2 separate regions of the Homo sapiens genome follow, and region 2 is linked to region 1. A link is a loop called in an ENCODE intact Hi-C map of the cell type or tissue named here. Cell type or tissue: PC-3. All regions are shown on one strand. Each heading gives the region's core, and the rest is flanking DNA. Links, peaks and the distances in the headings are about the cores only. Region 1 has its middle 49 kb from the start of TIAM1-AS1. Region 2 has its middle 22 kb from the start of TIAM1-AS1.

The links. Hi-C counts contacts between places; a loop is a spot of excess contacts. Peaks named below come from ENCODE experiments on the same cell type or tissue, not always from the same donor. Only the 100,000 strongest peaks of a DNase experiment are listed, where the experiment ranks them.
Region 2: a loop joins it to region 1, with 2.9 times the contacts of the local background. A loop is called at or near these places in 5 of 110 quality-filtered maps.

Annotation. Positions count from the first base shown.
Region 1 is chr21:31,505,684-31,514,014 of GRCh38, forward strand. It overlaps a transcript of TIAM1 not described here. Among named protein-coding and RNA genes, the nearest start is that of TIAM1-AS1, 49 kb to the right of the region's middle. RefSeq lists a silencer at 4,118-4,177. In PC-3, for the core only: a CTCF peak has its summit at 4,091; a DNase peak (open chromatin) is centred at 4,118; H3K4me3 peaks cover 586 bases; H3K27ac peaks cover 1,368 bases.
Region 2 is chr21:31,576,568-31,584,898 of GRCh38, forward strand. No RefSeq gene overlaps it. Among named protein-coding and RNA genes, the nearest start is that of TIAM1-AS1, 22 kb to the left of the region's middle. RefSeq lists enhancers at 6,834-7,618, 7,619-8,331. In PC-3, for the core only: a CTCF peak has its summit at 4,408 (motif pointing left); a DNase peak (open chromatin) is centred at 4,404.

The sequences.
Region 1 (8,331 bases), core at 62-8,061:
GGTTACTATTCCAGCTCATTTTAAAAGCTGATGCCAGGCCGGGCACGGCATCAGATTTTTTTTGTAATCCTAGCAGTTTGGGAGGCTGAAGCGGGCGGATCACCTGAGGTCGGGAGTTCGAGACGAGCATGGCCAACACAGTGAATGAAACCCCGTCTCTACTAAAATTACAAAAATTAGCCGGACGTGGTGGCGGGTGCCTGTAGTCCCAGCTACTTGGGAGGCTGAGGCAGGAAAAATGCTTGAACCCAGGAGGCGGAGGTTGCACTGAGCCAAGATCTTGGGCCACTGCACTCCAGCCTGGGCGACACGGTGAGACTCTGCCTCAAAAAAAAAAAAAAAAAAAAAGGCTGATGCGCACAACAGGAAACGACCAACTTGCTCAAGGTCCCACAGCTTGCTGGAGACAAAGCTCTGATTACAACCCAGGCACTGATGGCTGCCCTCATAGTTTTCTGCCCAGCACGACTCCTCTTCACAGCAGGAAATCAGCCACCTACACAGGCTCCCTCCCCATTTCCATCTCTCTTCCCATCCCTAATAGCACTCTCTCTAAACTCACGCACTCTCACACACGTACACACACACACACACACACATATGCATCTGCATCTTTTTCCTCCCTTCCATATCTTTTTTTAAGGTATAAGAAATACATATACCATAACATCTATCATCTTAACCCTTCTTAAGTGTACAGTTCAGTGTTATTAAGTACATTCACATTATTGTGCAACTATCACCAACATCCATCTTCCGAACTCTTTCCATCTTGCTAAACTGAAAGTCTATACCCGTCCAACACAAACTCCCTTGAATTTCACTACTCTAGGTCCCTCATACAAGTGGAATCACATAGTATTTCTCTTTCTGTGTCTGGCTAATTTTACTTAACGTAATGTCTTCAAGATTCATCCATGTTGTAGCATGTGTCAGAATTTCCTTCCTTTTTGGCCAGGCACAGTGGCTCATGCCTGTAATCCCAGCACTTTGGGAGGCTGAGGCAGTTGAATCACTCAAGGTCAGGAGTTCAAGACCAGCCTGGGCAACATGGTGAAACCCCATCTCTATTAAAAATACAGAACTTAGCCAGGCATGGTGGCGCAAGCCTGTAATCCTAGCTACCTGGGTGGTTGAGGCAGGAGAATCACTTTAACCGGGAGGCAGAGGTTGCAGTGAGCCGAGATCGTGCCACTATACTCCAGCCTGGGCGACAGAGGGAGACCCTGTCTCAAACAAACAAACAAAAAACTCCCTTCTTAAGGCTAAATCATATTCCACTGTACGTATACACATTTTGTTGACCCACTCAATCAACAGACACTTGGGTTGCTTCCTCTTTTGGCTATTGTGAATAATGCTGTTATGTGCGTGGGTATGCAAATATCTCTCTAAGTGTCTGCTTTCAATTCTTTTGGGTAGAGACCCAGAAGTGAAATTGCTAGATCATATGGTAATTCTATTTTTAATTTTTTGAGGTGCATGCACCTTTTTAATTTTTTTTTTTTTTTTTTTTTTTTTTTTTTTTTTTTTTTTTTTTGAGACAGAGTCTTTCTCTGTCGCCCAGGATGGAGTGCAGTGCAAGGATCTCAGCTCATGAAACCTCTGCCTCCTGGGTTCAAGCAATTCTCTTGCCTCAGCCTCCTGAGTAGCTGGGATTACAGGCACCTGCCACCATGCCCCGCTAATTTTTTTGTATTCTTAGTAGAGATGGGGTTTCACCATGTTGGCCAGGCTGGTCTTGAACTCCTGACCTCAAGTGATCTGCCCACCTCAGCCTCTCAAAGTGCTGGGATTACAGGTGTGAGCCTGTAAAAGGGACCATGTCTGGTCCCTTTTAAAATTATATCACACTTCTCCATAACTACAACTAATAGCAAAATATGTTTTCTTTTTTATTCAACTAATGTTTATTCAGCACCAATTATATGGTAGGCCTTGGGCTATGTACCTGGGATACGATCAATCATGACCTAAAGTCATGGTCCCCGTCCTCTTGGGACTCACAGTCTAGCAGGAGGGACAGACAGGAATCAGATCACAGGCAGCTATCTGGAGCAGACAGACAACAGTGAAACTGACGCAGGCAGCAGTAACTCTGCCATCAATCATATTATGGGAAGGTGTTTTAGGGTGGTAGCCCAGGGGTGGGTGTGTGCTGTGGGTTGAATTGAGTGCCTTAAAAGATATGCTGAAGTCCTACCTGTCCTACCTCCCAGAACCTGTGACTGTGACCCAACTGGAAATAGGGTCTTCGTAGACATAATCAAGTTAAGATGAAGTCATACTGGCTTAAGGTGGGCCCTATTCTAATGACCAATGTCCTAATAAAAAGAGGGAGACTTGGACACAGACAGACATGGGGAAGGAGGACATGGAAGACACAGACAGGGACAGGAAGGACGCAGCTGCACACTGAGGAAGCCACCAGAAGCTGGAAGAGGGAAGGACAGGTTCTTCCTTAGAGCCTTCAGAGTGAACGTGGCCCTGCTCACACCTCAGTCGTGGACTTCGAGCCTCCTGAACTGTGGGAGACTACATTTGCATTGCTTGACGCTTCCCCTCCATGGTACTCTGTTAGCACAGCCCTAGGAAACCCTACAGGGTGGAACGTAGTCCTAGGTTGGATTCTTTTCTACCTTTCCTTGGAGTGGGGAGGAGAGAGATAGAGAAATAAAGAACTAGGTTTTCATATTGAAATTTCTTTTTTTTTTTTTTTTTTGAGACAGAATTTGGCTCTTGTTGCCCAGGATGGAGTGCAATGGCACAATCTCGGCTCACTGCAACCTCCGCCTCCCGGGTTCAAGCGATTCTCCTGCCTCAGCCTCCTAAGTAGCTGGGATTACAGGCATAAGCCACCACCACACCCAGCTAATTTTGTATTTTCAGTAGAGATGGGGTTTCTCCATGTTGCCAGGCTGGTCTCAAACTCCTGACCTCAGGTGATCTGCCCGCCTCTGCTTCCCAAAGTGCTAGGATTACAGGCATAAACCACCGCGCCCAGACTCATCTTGAAATTTCTAACCAACTTTCGATCCTGGCCTGTGGACCTGGGTCTCAGCTTCTGACTCTGTAGGGTGAGTGTGCCCTTAGACTATATCCGAGATCCTAGCGTTGAAGTGGTCCTAAGGTTCCCACGGAGTCTTTTTCAAGCTAGCCCACAGGGCAGTTCCTGATCACCCCCATGGGAGACCTATGCGCACACTATTGGTATTAAGATATGACTTGCTGCAGGACATTTAGCAAACTGGGCTGTGCTACGAACTCACCTGCCCCTCCCCCATGCCTTGTCATGAACAAAAATGCCTCCACCCCCATGTCTAGAGAAGCCAGCAAGAGGTGAGACCCCCTGGAGGGAATGAGTCTTAAAGCTGGGTCATAGAGCAGGCCACTGATTTTCCATGAGATCTATGTTTGAATACATTTGGAGTATCTGCGTGCCTCCGTGGTGGAGATTATGGGGTATGGAGGGCACCCTGCACAACGGTTCTTCAGGACTACCCGACAAACCCTACCTGCTGAGACTGGGAGGTCACCCCAGGGAGACTCACCCATTTAGGGAACCACTACTACAGCTGGGAGTGTCTCACCCTGTTGGATGGATCAGGCATGGCATGGGGAAGCCTCCTGAATATGACATGGAAAAAGGAAGCAGACATCCCCCGGCAGAGGTGCAAACCCAGCTCTCCTGGAGTCCTGCAAAGCCCCCAGGACCCACTCAAGGGCCATGTGAGCACCAAGTCACCTGCCTGGCACAGGCGCCACTTCCCACCCGCTCCTCGGGCACCCAACTGTTCCAGCACTCATCACTGCACCTCCTCCGCCACTGTCAACACAAACACCCACACCCAGGCAGGAAGTAAAAATAACCAGCCGTTTCATAGCATGTCTCATGCCTCATCTCCTTCCCGAGGCACGCCTCTCTCAGTCCCCTGCAGGCATCAAGGACCCACAGAGAGGAGAGAGAGGCAGGGAGTTAAGACAGTTCCAATGCCCTGTGCTTTGTCTACACTGTCAGACAGAGATCATCTCTAAAAGGGATAAAAGTCAGAGGCCCTTCCCTTGCAACAAAGACGGGGCTGCATGTTTCTCTCTCAGGGGCGCCCCCTACCTGGAAGGACAGTTCTTTCTACCAGTAAATTCCACGTGCCTGGAGAGCCGCAGAACTTCAGGGATGAGTCAGCCAATTACCGCTGGGCCCCTCCCCACCACGAGAGTGTGTTTATCTATCTCAGGCAGAGGTACTAGTGCCCAGGCAGAAAAGACATGAAAATCACAACCCCAGACCAGAACTAGCATCTTTTATGAGGCACAGCCATCAAAGGACCTCCTGACAGCAAAGCCTGGTGCTATGGTTCTGAAGTGCATCCCCCAAAAAGATATGCTGAAGTCCTAACCCGGGGTACCCGTAAATGTAACTGCATCAGTTTGCTAGGCTTGCCATAACAAAATACCAGAGTCTAGGTGGTTTGAACAACAGCAACTTATTATCTTACAGTTCTGGAGACTGGAGTCCGCGACCAAAGGGCCAGCAGGGTGGTTTCTCCTGAGGCCTCTCCTCGGCTGGCAGATGGCTGCCTTCTTTCTCGCTGTGTCCTCACACAGCCTCTCCTCTGTGCGTGCACATCCCTGGTGCCTCTATGACCAAATTTCCTCTACTCATAAGGACAACGGTCAGATGGATTAGAGCCCACCCTAAGGACCTCATTTGCACTTCATCATCTCTTTAGAAGTCCTGTCTCCAAATACAATCACATTCTGGCGTAATGAGGGTTCGGGATTCAACATATGAAGTTTCAACATAGGAAGTTTTGGGGGAACACATTTCAGCCCATAACAGACCTCATTTGAAAACTGTTGGGCTCACACCTGTAATCCCAGCACTTTGGGAGGCCAAGGCGGATGGATTGCCTGAGGTCAGGAGTTTGAGACCAGTCTGGCCAACAAGATGAAACCTCGTCTCTACTAAAAATACAAAAAATTAGCCGGGCGTGGTGACAAGCACCTGTAATCCCAGCTACTCAGGAGGCTGAGACGGGAGAATTGCTTGAACCCAGGAGGCGGAGGTTGCAGTGAGTTGAGATCATGCCACTACACTCCAGCCTGGGCTACAAGAGTGAAACTCCATCTCAAAAAAAAAAAAACAAAAAAAACTGTTTACTTTTTATGATCATGTCTTGCAGATGTAATTCATTAAGATGAGGACATATTGGAGTAGGGTGGTCCCTGAGTTCCTATGACTGGTGTCTTTGCAAGAAGAAAAAAGACACAAAGATACACACAGTGAAGGTAACCATTTGAAAGCAGAGACACATAGGACAACGCCATGTGGCAACAGAAGAGAGACAAGTCAAAGAATGCCATAGGTTGCTGGGAAGCACCATAAGTTAGGAAAAGGCAAAGAAGGATTCTACACAGCATCACAGGAGGAACCAATGCCGCGGGCACCCTGAGTCTGGGCTTGTGCCCTGCAGAACAACGAGAGAATAAACTTGTGTTGTTCTAAGTCACCCTGTTGGTGGCACTTTGTTAGGGCAACCCTAGGACACTCAGCCCTAGGAAACCAGGGTGAGCAGTTGGCTGGGCACTAAAGGTTCAGACCTCTTGAGGCCGCTTAGCCATACATAGAAAGCCTCCGTCAACACTATTTCCTTCTAATAAAATTCAATAATTGACTTGCAATACAGCCTAGCAGAGGAATTCTTAGTGCGGACTCTGTGGCCAGACTGCCTGGGTTCAGAACCTTGGTCTGTCCCTTACCAGACATCTGACCTTGGCCAAGACACACCCCCAGGGCCTCAGTTTTCCTCATCTGTAAAAAGGGCATGATAATAATAGTATCTAGCTCATCCTGCTAGGAAAATCACATGAGGCAATACTTACGCAGCAATCAATGCCTGGCACCGAGTCCAAGCTATGCATGGGTTTGATAAGTCCTGACAAAGAGTTATGTCACCGACGTATGCTTCTCTCAGTTGTATGTGAAATCCCGAAGAATCCTGGGTCGGGCCTCCCCGATCCTGGACTGATCATGTGTAACCTTAAAATTCACCAAAGTTCCAGGAAGGCACTTTGCAGAAAGGGAAAATGTAATAATACAAAGGAAACATTCCTAAATGATTAAAATGTCCCAAACTTACACCTCGTTGCTAGGGCAAGGGAAAAATATTATAACAACAAAATTTAATTTGAGAATCTATTTGAAAAATCAGCTGGAAGTGACAGGCAGAAATAGACAAGAGAGACACCATCTCAGCCATGGGCACGAAGGAGAGTGGCAGGTTAGGGTCAAGTGGCAAACCACAGCCCGTGGCAAACTCCTGGGTATGTCACACACAAAAACGTTGACAAGACATTTACCTAAGCTGCCTGGGATGCACTGAATTTCCTTATCCTACTGCAATTTATTTTATTTGTTTATTTTATTTTTTGAGATAGGGTCTCACTCTGTTGCCCAGGCTGGAGTACAGTGGTACAATCTTGGCTCACTGCAGCCTTGACCTCCTAGGTTGAAGCGATCCTCCCACCTCAGCCTCCCAAGTAGCTGGGACTACAGGCACATATCACCATGCCCAGCTAATTTTTTTTCACTTTTTGTAGAGGTGGGGCCTCCCCTGTGTTGCCCAGGCTGGTCTCAAACTCCTGGGCTCAAGTCATCCACCCGCCTCGGCCTCCCAAAGTGCTGGAATTACAGGTATGAGCCATCTCATCTGGCCACAATTTTATTTTTACTGTTGTCACAACAGCACTATATAAATCAATGAATGGCCTGTGACCCAGTTTGAAAACTACGGACACAGCCCTCTGCAAAATCCTTCCTACTTCATTTTTTCAGAATATTTAACTCCAGGGACTAAATTCTGAGGAAAACTCCCGGGACCTTCTTTTCTTTTCCAGAGTCAAAGACAGTCCTGTCTTTTTCTTTTTTCTTTTCTTTTTTTTTTTTTTTTTTGAGACAGGGTCTCACTCTGTCACCCAGACTAAAGTGCAGTGGCGTGATCTTGGCTCACCGCAACCTCCACCTCCCAGGCTCAAGCAATCCTCCCGCCTCAGACTCCCAAGTAGCTGGGACAACCGTTGCAAGCCACCATGCCTAGTTAGGTGTTTTTTTGTTTGTTTGTTTGTTTGTTTTGTATTTTTGGTAGAGACGGGATTTCACCATGTTGCCCAGACTGGTCTCAGACTCCTGAGCTCAAGTGATCCTCCTACCTCAGCCTCCCAAAGTGCTGTGATTACAGGCACGACACACGGCACCCAGCCAAAGACAGTCTTTTCTAACCATAGGGAAAACTATAATGTTCTAAAATAAACAATATGAGACTGGACACTAAAGACTATGAGGAAACAGGCTTCCAGAGGGCTAACTGCTCTATGCTAAAAATTCAGTGAAGTTTAACATTTACTCTTTTTTAACATAATTCTTAACTTCTAAAGCAATGCTATTTATTTTGTTTAATAAACATTTTCACACATGCCATATATATATGTTCCATACATATACACGTACCATGTTCCAGACACTATTTTAAACCCTTCACAAATATTAACTCATTTAATCCTCACAATGACCCTATGAAATAGGTAAACTATATGACACCATTTTACAGGTGGGGAAACTGAGGCCCAGAGAAGCTACCTGCCCAAAGTTAAGAGCTGGGATTCCAGTCCACTAGTCTGTGCTGCTCTAATTGATTTCTTCATCAATTTTCTCACTATCTCAGGTGCCCCTGTTCGCTATTAAGCGAACTTCCTCTTGAGTTTCAATGCTACCATGTTGTGAAATGCAAACTCTTAAACAAACAGCCCTGCCATTCAGGAGGGTGACCCACAAGCTCTCACCCTTTCAGCAGTCATCATCCCTTCCATGTTCTTTAGCAGTAGAATCAGACTGTCAAAATTAGCTCCTTAGAAACCAGAATATACCTATATTGAAAGAGCTAACTTCTGGATCTGTTTTAATGGAAACTCTTGTACAGATACCATGCCCTTCAGTTGTTTTCTTTAGGGTCAATCTAGACCTACTTGTAAAAATAAGGTTCTGGAGCCAGATGCAGTGACTCATGCCTGTAATTCCAGCACTTTGGGAAGCCGAGGCGGGTGGATCACCTGAGGTCAGGAGTTCAAGACCAGCCTGGCCAACATAGCGAAACCCCATCTCTACTAAAAATACAAAATTAGCCGGGCATGGTGGCATATGCCTGTAATCCCAGCTACTCCGGAGGCTCAGGCAGGAGAATCACTTGAACCTGGGAGGCAGAGGATGTAGTGAGCCGAGATGGTGCCATCGCACTCCAGCCTGAGCAACAAGAGCGAAACTCCATCTCAAAAAAA
Region 2 (8,331 bases), core at 111-8,110, 71 kb after region 1:
GATTTAGCTGGAGTTCTTCCAGCAGCATCATACAAGTGGGCACATGGCCAACCCTCCCAGGCCAATCAGAGTGCATGCCATTTTCCGGGTTACTGTGATGGGTTGAGAGGTGGGCTCAAAAGCTGTGAGTCAGAACCTGGCTGGGCCAGTCGGAATTGCTCCTCCAGTTTTCCTATGGAACTCTTGGGAGAATGACATGTTCTCTAGAGCAGAAGCCATGAAGAAAGCTAAGCTGAGAGCTGTCAGAGATGATCTTGGCTTCCATGTGGAGCTATCTGGCCAGAGAATATGGCCCAAAGGAAAGCAGAAATGACAGAGAAGCAGGGGTACAGGAAAGGGGTCTAAATGGCATAATTTGGCTTCCTGAATCCAACTCTACCTGAAGCCATTCCCATTCCTTACTTATGCTGCCCAGATATGGGGAACTAATACATCTCTTTTTTTCCTTACAGTGGTTTGAATTGCATTTATATCACAGGCAAAAACAAAAAACAAACAAACAAAAAAAACACCTTGACAAAGATGGAAAGTAAAGGAGAAAGATGGAGACTGGGTTGGACAGGATGGGTGGTCTCTGAGGGCTCTAAATGCCAGGCAGAGAAGCTTGCCTTATTATGATACATAAATCCTTTCTGGAAAGAGGTGAGAAATGCTGTTATCCACCTTTAGCTCTGATTCTTCCCTTCATGTGCTGAGGGGCACTAAGAAGACTCTTTCTTTTAACTGTAAGAAGAGGGTAACAGCCACATTTCACTCCAAACCATTAATTTAATAAGTTTAGACAGAAGAGATTATTAGCCTCAGAAGGTGTTGCTTTCATTATCATTGAAATGTGCTTTTTCTGCTTTCTACTATGTTCTATTCTTCCCTCCCTGAATGCCCACATGCAAATTAGGGAATGTTGCAATGCCCAGAGCAGAGTTATAACATCCAGCTGTACTACAACAGCAGTTTTACATAAATGGCCATCCTCTAAACTGTGGACATTTGATAAAGTATGTGGGCTCTTCTCATAATTAAAAGCCCAAAAGGGAACCAAGGAAACACAGAGAACATTATTCTAGTGACTTATAAAACTGGGCTGGAGAAAATCTCCTATGTCTAGAGGTGGAAGAGAAAGGATAAAAAAGGAGAAGGAGTAGAACAGAAAATGCAAATGAGAAAAAGAGATGGCGGTGGAAAGAAGGGCTGCAGTAGAAGACAGGAGAGAATAGAGCAAGCAGAGGCAGGAAGCCAAGTACGAAAAGGAGGAGAGGAGTGGGGAGTGTTTAGATCAAGACTCTTCTCTTGGCTGGGCGCAGTGGCTCACACCTGTAATCCCAGCACTTTGGGCGGCCGAGGCGGGCGGATCACCTGAGGTCAGGAGTTCGAGACTAGCCTGGCCAACATGGTGAAACCCCATCTCTACTAAAAATACAAAGATTAGCTGGGCATGGTGGCACACACCTGTAGTGCCAGCTATTTGGGGAGGCTGAGGCAGGAGAATCGCTTGAACCTGGGAGGCGGAGGTTGCGGTGAGCCAAGATCGTGCCACTGCAGTCCAGCGTGGGTAACAGAGGGAGACTCCATCTCAGAAAAAAAAAAAAGCCAGGCAAGGTGGCTTTTGCCTGTAATCCCAGCACTTTGGGAGGCCAAGACAGGTGGATCACGTGAGGTCAGGAGTTCGAGACTAGCCTGGCCAACATGGTGAAACCCCATCTCTACTAAAAACGCAAAGATTAGCTGGGCATGGTGGTGCACACCTGTCGTCCCAGCTACTTGGGGAGGCTGAGGCAGGAGAATTGCTTGAACCTGGGAGGCAGAGGTTGCAGTGAGCCAAGATCGCACCACTGCACTCCAGCCTGGGCAACAGACAGAGACTCCATCTTAGAAAAAAAATAAAAATAAAAAATAAGGCCAGGCAAGGTGGCTTACGCCTGTAATCCCAGCACTTTGGGAGGCCAAGGCATGTGGATCACGAGGTCAGGAGTTCAAGACCAGCCTGGCCAACATGGTGAAACTCCGTCTCTACTAAAAATACAAAAATTAGCCAGGTGTGGTGGCGGATGCTGTTAATCTCAGCTATTCGGGAGGCTGAGACAGGAGAATCGCTTGAACCCAGGAGGCGGAGGTTGCAGTGAGTCGAGATCGCACCATTGCACTCCAGCCTGGGCAACAAGAGTGAAACTCCATCTCAAGACCCTTCTCTTCTCTGGACCTCCATTTCCTCCTCTGGGGCATCCATAGGCAGAGCCAACTACATAATTTGCAGGGCCTGATACAAAATCGAAACGTGGAGCCCTTTGTTCAAAATGTACTCAAAATTTGGAGGCAGCAGCAGCACAGCATTAAACCAACTGTGGGGACCTGTGCAACCATGGAGGTCACATGCCCATGAAGCTGGCTCTAATAAATTAGATCAGGATTTTCAGAAGGTGTTCTGTAAACTCCAGATATTCCAAAAACAAAAGATTCCTTATTCTCATCTCTAGGAAGTGGGGCACATTTCCCCATCCCTTCATTGAAGATTCAAAATGCGCGTGAACTGCTCCAGAAAGCCCTGCTTGAAAGCAAGAAACGTGTGTGCCTTCATTTCAACCAGTTTCTCAAATGTATTTGACCATAGCAACATTTTTTCCCCAATTCTCCATATTAATACCCCATATAACCCATTTTGCAAAATGCTTGAAGTCGATGGTCTTGAGGTCCCTGGAGCTAGAAAAGGCATTAGCAGTCACCCACAGCAGCCCCTCCTGCCCTGAGATTGGATGCTCACAAATCTGCTCTTCTTGGCCTTGATGATGACAGTGGTCTCTTTCTTCCAGATTTGATGAGTGTGGGGCATGGGAGGAGATTACTGGGGTTGCAAAACCTGCAGCAGGTTCTCAAAGATGACATATCAACTCCCCTAAATGCCCCTCCACTCAGGCACCATGAAAGCCTTTGTTTTAATACACTCAAAATGTTGCCTCTTCACGGCCGGGCACAGTGGCTTATGCCTATAATCCCAGCACTTCGGGAGGCTAAGGCGGGTGGATCATGAGGTCAAGAGATCGAGACCATCCTGACCAACATAGTGAAACCCTGTCTCTACTAAAAATACAAAAAAAAAATCAGCTGGGCGTGGTGGTGCATGCCTGTAGTCCCAGCTACTCAGGAGGCTGAGGCAGGAGAATCACTTAAACCCGGGAGGCAGAGGTTGCAGTGAGCCGAGATCACGCCACTGCACTCCAGCCTGGGTTACAGAGTTAGACTCCGTCTCAAAAAAAAAAAAAAAAAAAAAAAGTTACCTCTTCACTAATTTCTAATCTCCCCAGAAAATTTGTAAGGGGGTTTTGATACCATATGTAGGACAGGAATAAATACAATGTTTATAGAACTCTTGCATCTCAGATCATTGTATTCAATTCAAAGTGTGTAATTTTATTTGGGGAGGATTTATGCTGAGAACTATCAGTATCCCAGCGCCTTTGATCAGGAACCCAGGAACTCCTAAAGTGTAGACCATTATCCCCTATAGAGATTAGTTAACTTTCAATCTGGGTAAGAAGAATAAAGTTTTTTTGCAAAAGAAAGCCCAAATGCCATCTTTTTCCTTCTCCATAAACACTAGGATAAGAAGAGACTTATAAGTAGAAGCTTGAGGTTGAATCTCATCTCTATCTTTGTTGCACTGAACTAATCACTACATCCCCTCTCTGCCTTTGTTTTCTCATCTGTAAAGTGGGAATAATAATAGTAGCAAAGATTCTTCTAGCAATAAGATAAATGCATGAGAAAGCTGTCTAAAAATTGAACTGTAGCAAGCATGGCTAAAGCACTTCTTACCTATTACAAATGTCTAGAGCCAAATTTCCACAGTACGGCATGGACAGATGATTTTAAAATCAGAAAGAAAAAAACAGTTATAAAAATACTTAGTGAGATTTGGCCAGGCATGGTGGCTCACACCTGTAATCCCAGCACTCTGGGAGGCCAAGGCGGGCAGATCACGACGTCAGGAGATCCAGACCATCCTGGCCAACATGGTGAAACCCCGTCTCTACTAAAAATGCGAAAATTAGCCAGGTGTGGTGGCAAATGCCTGTAATCCCAGCTACTTGGGAGGCTGAGGCAGGAGAATCGCTTGAACCCAGAGGCGGAGGTTGCAGTGAGCTGAGATCGTGCCACTGCACTCCAGCCTGGGTGACAGAGCGAGACTCCGTCTCAAAAAATAAATAAATAAATAAAAATAAATACTTAGTGAGAGTCTCCCTCACTGGTCACTTTGCTTGGGGGTTCAAATTATAACCCAAAGCTATGGAATATGCTTACTTGGGAGATTCTTACAGCTCCTATACATGAATCTTTTTGAAACATATCAAGGGTCCTTAGAAATCTGATCTGGTGTGACTCTCAGAGCACTCTGATGACACCTGCTGGCTAGGCATGGTGTGACAAGTGTGTTCTAGTCTGGACAGACGGAGATGGTCTGGAACCCCTGAGTGGAGTACCTGGGAAGCTGAGGCTGGAGAGAAATCCTGACCTTCAATCTTGCTGTGCAAAGTGTGGTCCTAGGGCCTGCAGTATCGGGATCACTAGGAGCTTGTAAATGTGGGATCAGACTCTACATTTTTTTTTTTAGAGACCGGGTCTTGCTGTGTTACCCAGGCTGGTCTCAAACTCCTAAGCTCAAGCAATCCTCCTGCCTCAGCCTCCTGAGTTGCTGGGAATACAGGCACTGGCTCAGACTCTACATTTTCATGAGATCCTCCAAGTGATTCGTGTGTGCTTTAGCGTGAAAGAAACATGTTCTAGTGTTCTAGAGGACTTAATCTAGTGACTAAGCGTCTATGTCAAAGAAAAAAATTTTTTCTTTTTTTGAGACAAGAATCTCACTCTGTCACCCAGACGGTAGTGTTATTGTGTCATCCCAGTTCACTACAACCTCCACCTCCCAGGCTCAAGCGATCTGCCCACCTCAGCCTACCAAGTAGCTGGGACCACAGGCACGAGCCACCACGCCTGGCTAATTTTTGTATTTTTTGTAGAGACAAGGTTTCACCATGTTACCCAGACTGGTCTTGAACTCCTGAGCTCAAGCAATCCACCCACATCAGCCTCCTGAAGTGCTGGGATTACAGGCATGAGCCATTGTGCCTGGCTGAAAAAAAAATTTTAGCTCCACATAGGGCTAGCAACTCACAGAAAGCTTGGCACTTCTGCTGTTTCTGGTCCAAGCCTTTCGTTACACCAGTGCATAAACAGGCCCATTGCCCCACAACAGTTTTTCTTATTTTCATTTTTATCCTGTTTTCTACTTATTCTGTTGAAGACATTTTTCCTCCCAGAGGAATATTCCTACAATTCTGTAACAAAATGATAGGAAAACAGGATTCCCATTACAGAAAATTTGCTTTAAGATCGTATTTTTCAAAATACAAAGGTTTCTTAGAAGTGTTTTTGTGCTTTTTTTAAATGTTCTGTGTACTGGTCATACCTACAAATAACAAATAATAATAATAGCACGGCCAGGCGCAGTGGCTCACTCCTGTAATCCTAACACTTTGGGAGGCCGAGGCAGGTGGATCACGAAGTCAGGAGTTTGAGACCAGCCTGGCCAACAGTGAAACCCCATCTCTACTAAAAATACAAAAATTAGTTGGGCATGGTGGCACGCACCTGTAGTCCCAGCTACTCAGGAGGCTGAGGCAAGAGAATCACTTGAACCCGGGAGGCGGAGGTTGCAGTGAGCTGAATTTGCACCACTGTACTCCTGTCTGGGCCACAGAGCGAGAATCCATCTCAATAATAATAATAACAATAACAATAATAATAATAACAGCACAAGGGAAGCAGGACTGGTGCTCTCCCCACAAACACCTGATACATTCATTTCTGTTGCCTTGTTTGTAATAGAAATAGAGTCTAGGTAATATAAGCAAAAAAGAAATAAACAAAGGAAATGTATTAGATGGATATGGTGGTGGCTTATAGAAAAACAGTACAAGCTGAACAACGACATCTCACAAAGGACAGGAAACGGTATTAGGTGTCCAGGAAGCTGGTGTTTCCAGGGCAACACCTTTGGGACAATTGTTTTCAGCCCTGCCTGTGTCACTGATCAGTATACAAATTCTGGGGATAGAGAGTCTGTTAGGCCTCACTTGGTTCATGTCCAGCCTTTGGATAAAGAAGGGCAGGACATTCTGATTTCAGGACTCCCCAAAAGTGTATCTGCGGAGGAAGGCAGGGTTGAGCATCCATTCTGGTTGGTTGAATGTGGTCATGCCCAAGCATTCCAGTTGTTGCAGATTTTGACTATCACCCTGAGAGAGGGGTAAATCCCCAGAGGTGAGGTTTTCAACGGGGTGTGGTAGCTCACGCCTGTAATCCCGGCATTTTGGGAGACTGAGGTGGGCGGATCACCTGAGACCAGCCTGGCCAACATGGTGAAGCACTGTCTCTACTACAAAATACAAAAATTAGCCAGATGCGGTGGTGGGCACCTGTAATCCCAGCTACTTGGGAGGCTGAGGCAGGAGAATCGCTTGAGCCTGGGAGGTGGGGGTTGCAGTGAGCCAAGATCATGCCACTGCACTCCAGCCTGGGCGACAGAGTGAAAATCTATTTAAAAAAAAAAAGAAAGAAAAAGAAAATTGATGTTTTCAAGCTGAAAAGAAGAAAAGGTTAATAGGCAGGTGAAACCATGCCTCTGTATTGTGAGATACATATCCCCCATAGTATTGACTGGTAAGAATATTTATAGCCTATTTACTCTAAAGCCCATGTATTATTATTATTCCAAACCCATTGATTATTATTATTCCAAAACATATCTATTTTTAACTGTTTAAGCACATTATTGGAACATGCACTGAGAGCTTGATGGTCTTTGATTCTTCAAGGCAAATCAACTTTCTACCACGTCATCGGAATAAAACAGAAATTAAACAGTTGAAAGGGCCTCTACTCCCCCAAGACCTCTGGTGTCCACCCCCATCTAATATTCTTATGTATTCATAGGCGATGTTAAATAAATGGCAAGAATCTCCTATTTCTTTTTTACATAAGAAGAAAGACTGCATAGCTATGAAAAATACACTCTGTCACCAGAGCCACGCAAGAGATCTTTAGAGGAATAAATAGCCGCAGTCTCATAGCAACATTCAGATGAACAATGCTGAGAGCTGAAAGATGTTCTTCGGTTAGAAATTCATGCCTACAAAAGAATACCATCCACGAAGTTCCTCACTGTTAATTACAGATAGTAAAGCCAGTCCACAGGCAATGGAAATGAGGGTCCATCATGCAGCCGGCTTCTTGGGAAGGACTGACCAATATCCTCAGAAAGCTAAAATGAATGAATATGCTTTTTTTTTTTTTTTTTTTTTTTTATTGATCATTCTTGGGTGTTTCTCGCAGAGGGGGATTTGGCAGGGTCATAGGACAATAGTGGAGGGAAGGTCAGCAGATAAAACAAGTGAACAAAGGTCTCTGGTTTTCCTAGGCAGAGGACCCTGCGGCGTTCCGCAGTGTTTGTGTCCCTGGGTACTTGAGATTAGGGAGTGGTGATGACTCTTAACGAGCATGCTGCCTTCAAGCATCTGTTTAACAAAGCACATCTTGCACCGCCCTTAATCCATTTAACCCTGAGTGAACACAGCACATGTTTCAGATAGCACAGGGTTGGGGGTAAGGTCACAGATCAACAGGATCGCAAGGCAGAAGAATTTTTCTTAGTACAGAACAAGATGAAAAGTCTCCCATGTCTACTTCCTTCTACACAGACACGGCAACCATCCGATTTCTCAATCTTCTCCCCACCTTTCCCCCCCTTTCCATTCCACAAAACCGCCATTATCATCATGGCCTTTTTTTTTTTTTTTTTTTGAGACAAGGTCTCTCTCTGACCCCCAGGCTGGAGTGCAGTGGCACGATCTCGGCCCACTGCAACCTCCACCTCCTAGGTTTCAGCAATTCTCCTGCCTCAGCCTCCCAAGTAGCTAGGATTACAAGTGCCTGCCACCACGTCTGGCTAATTTTTGTTTTTTTAGTAGAGACGGGTTTCACCATGTTGGCCAGGTTGGTCTCGAACTCCTGACCTCAGGCGATGCGCCCATGTTGGCCTCCCAAAGTGCTGGGATTACAGGCATGAGCCACTGCACCCAGCCAAATCTGCATATTATAGAGAGGTCTCAGTAACCAGACCCGTAACCTCACAGAGGCTTCTTAAGTGTTTTCTTTTATATTCTGTGCCCTGGTCACACCTACAAATAACAAATAATAATGATAACAGCACAAGGGAAACGAGGATGGTTTCCCTCTCCTACTTGCTACAGACCTACCTCCACAAATAGAGCTGATACATTC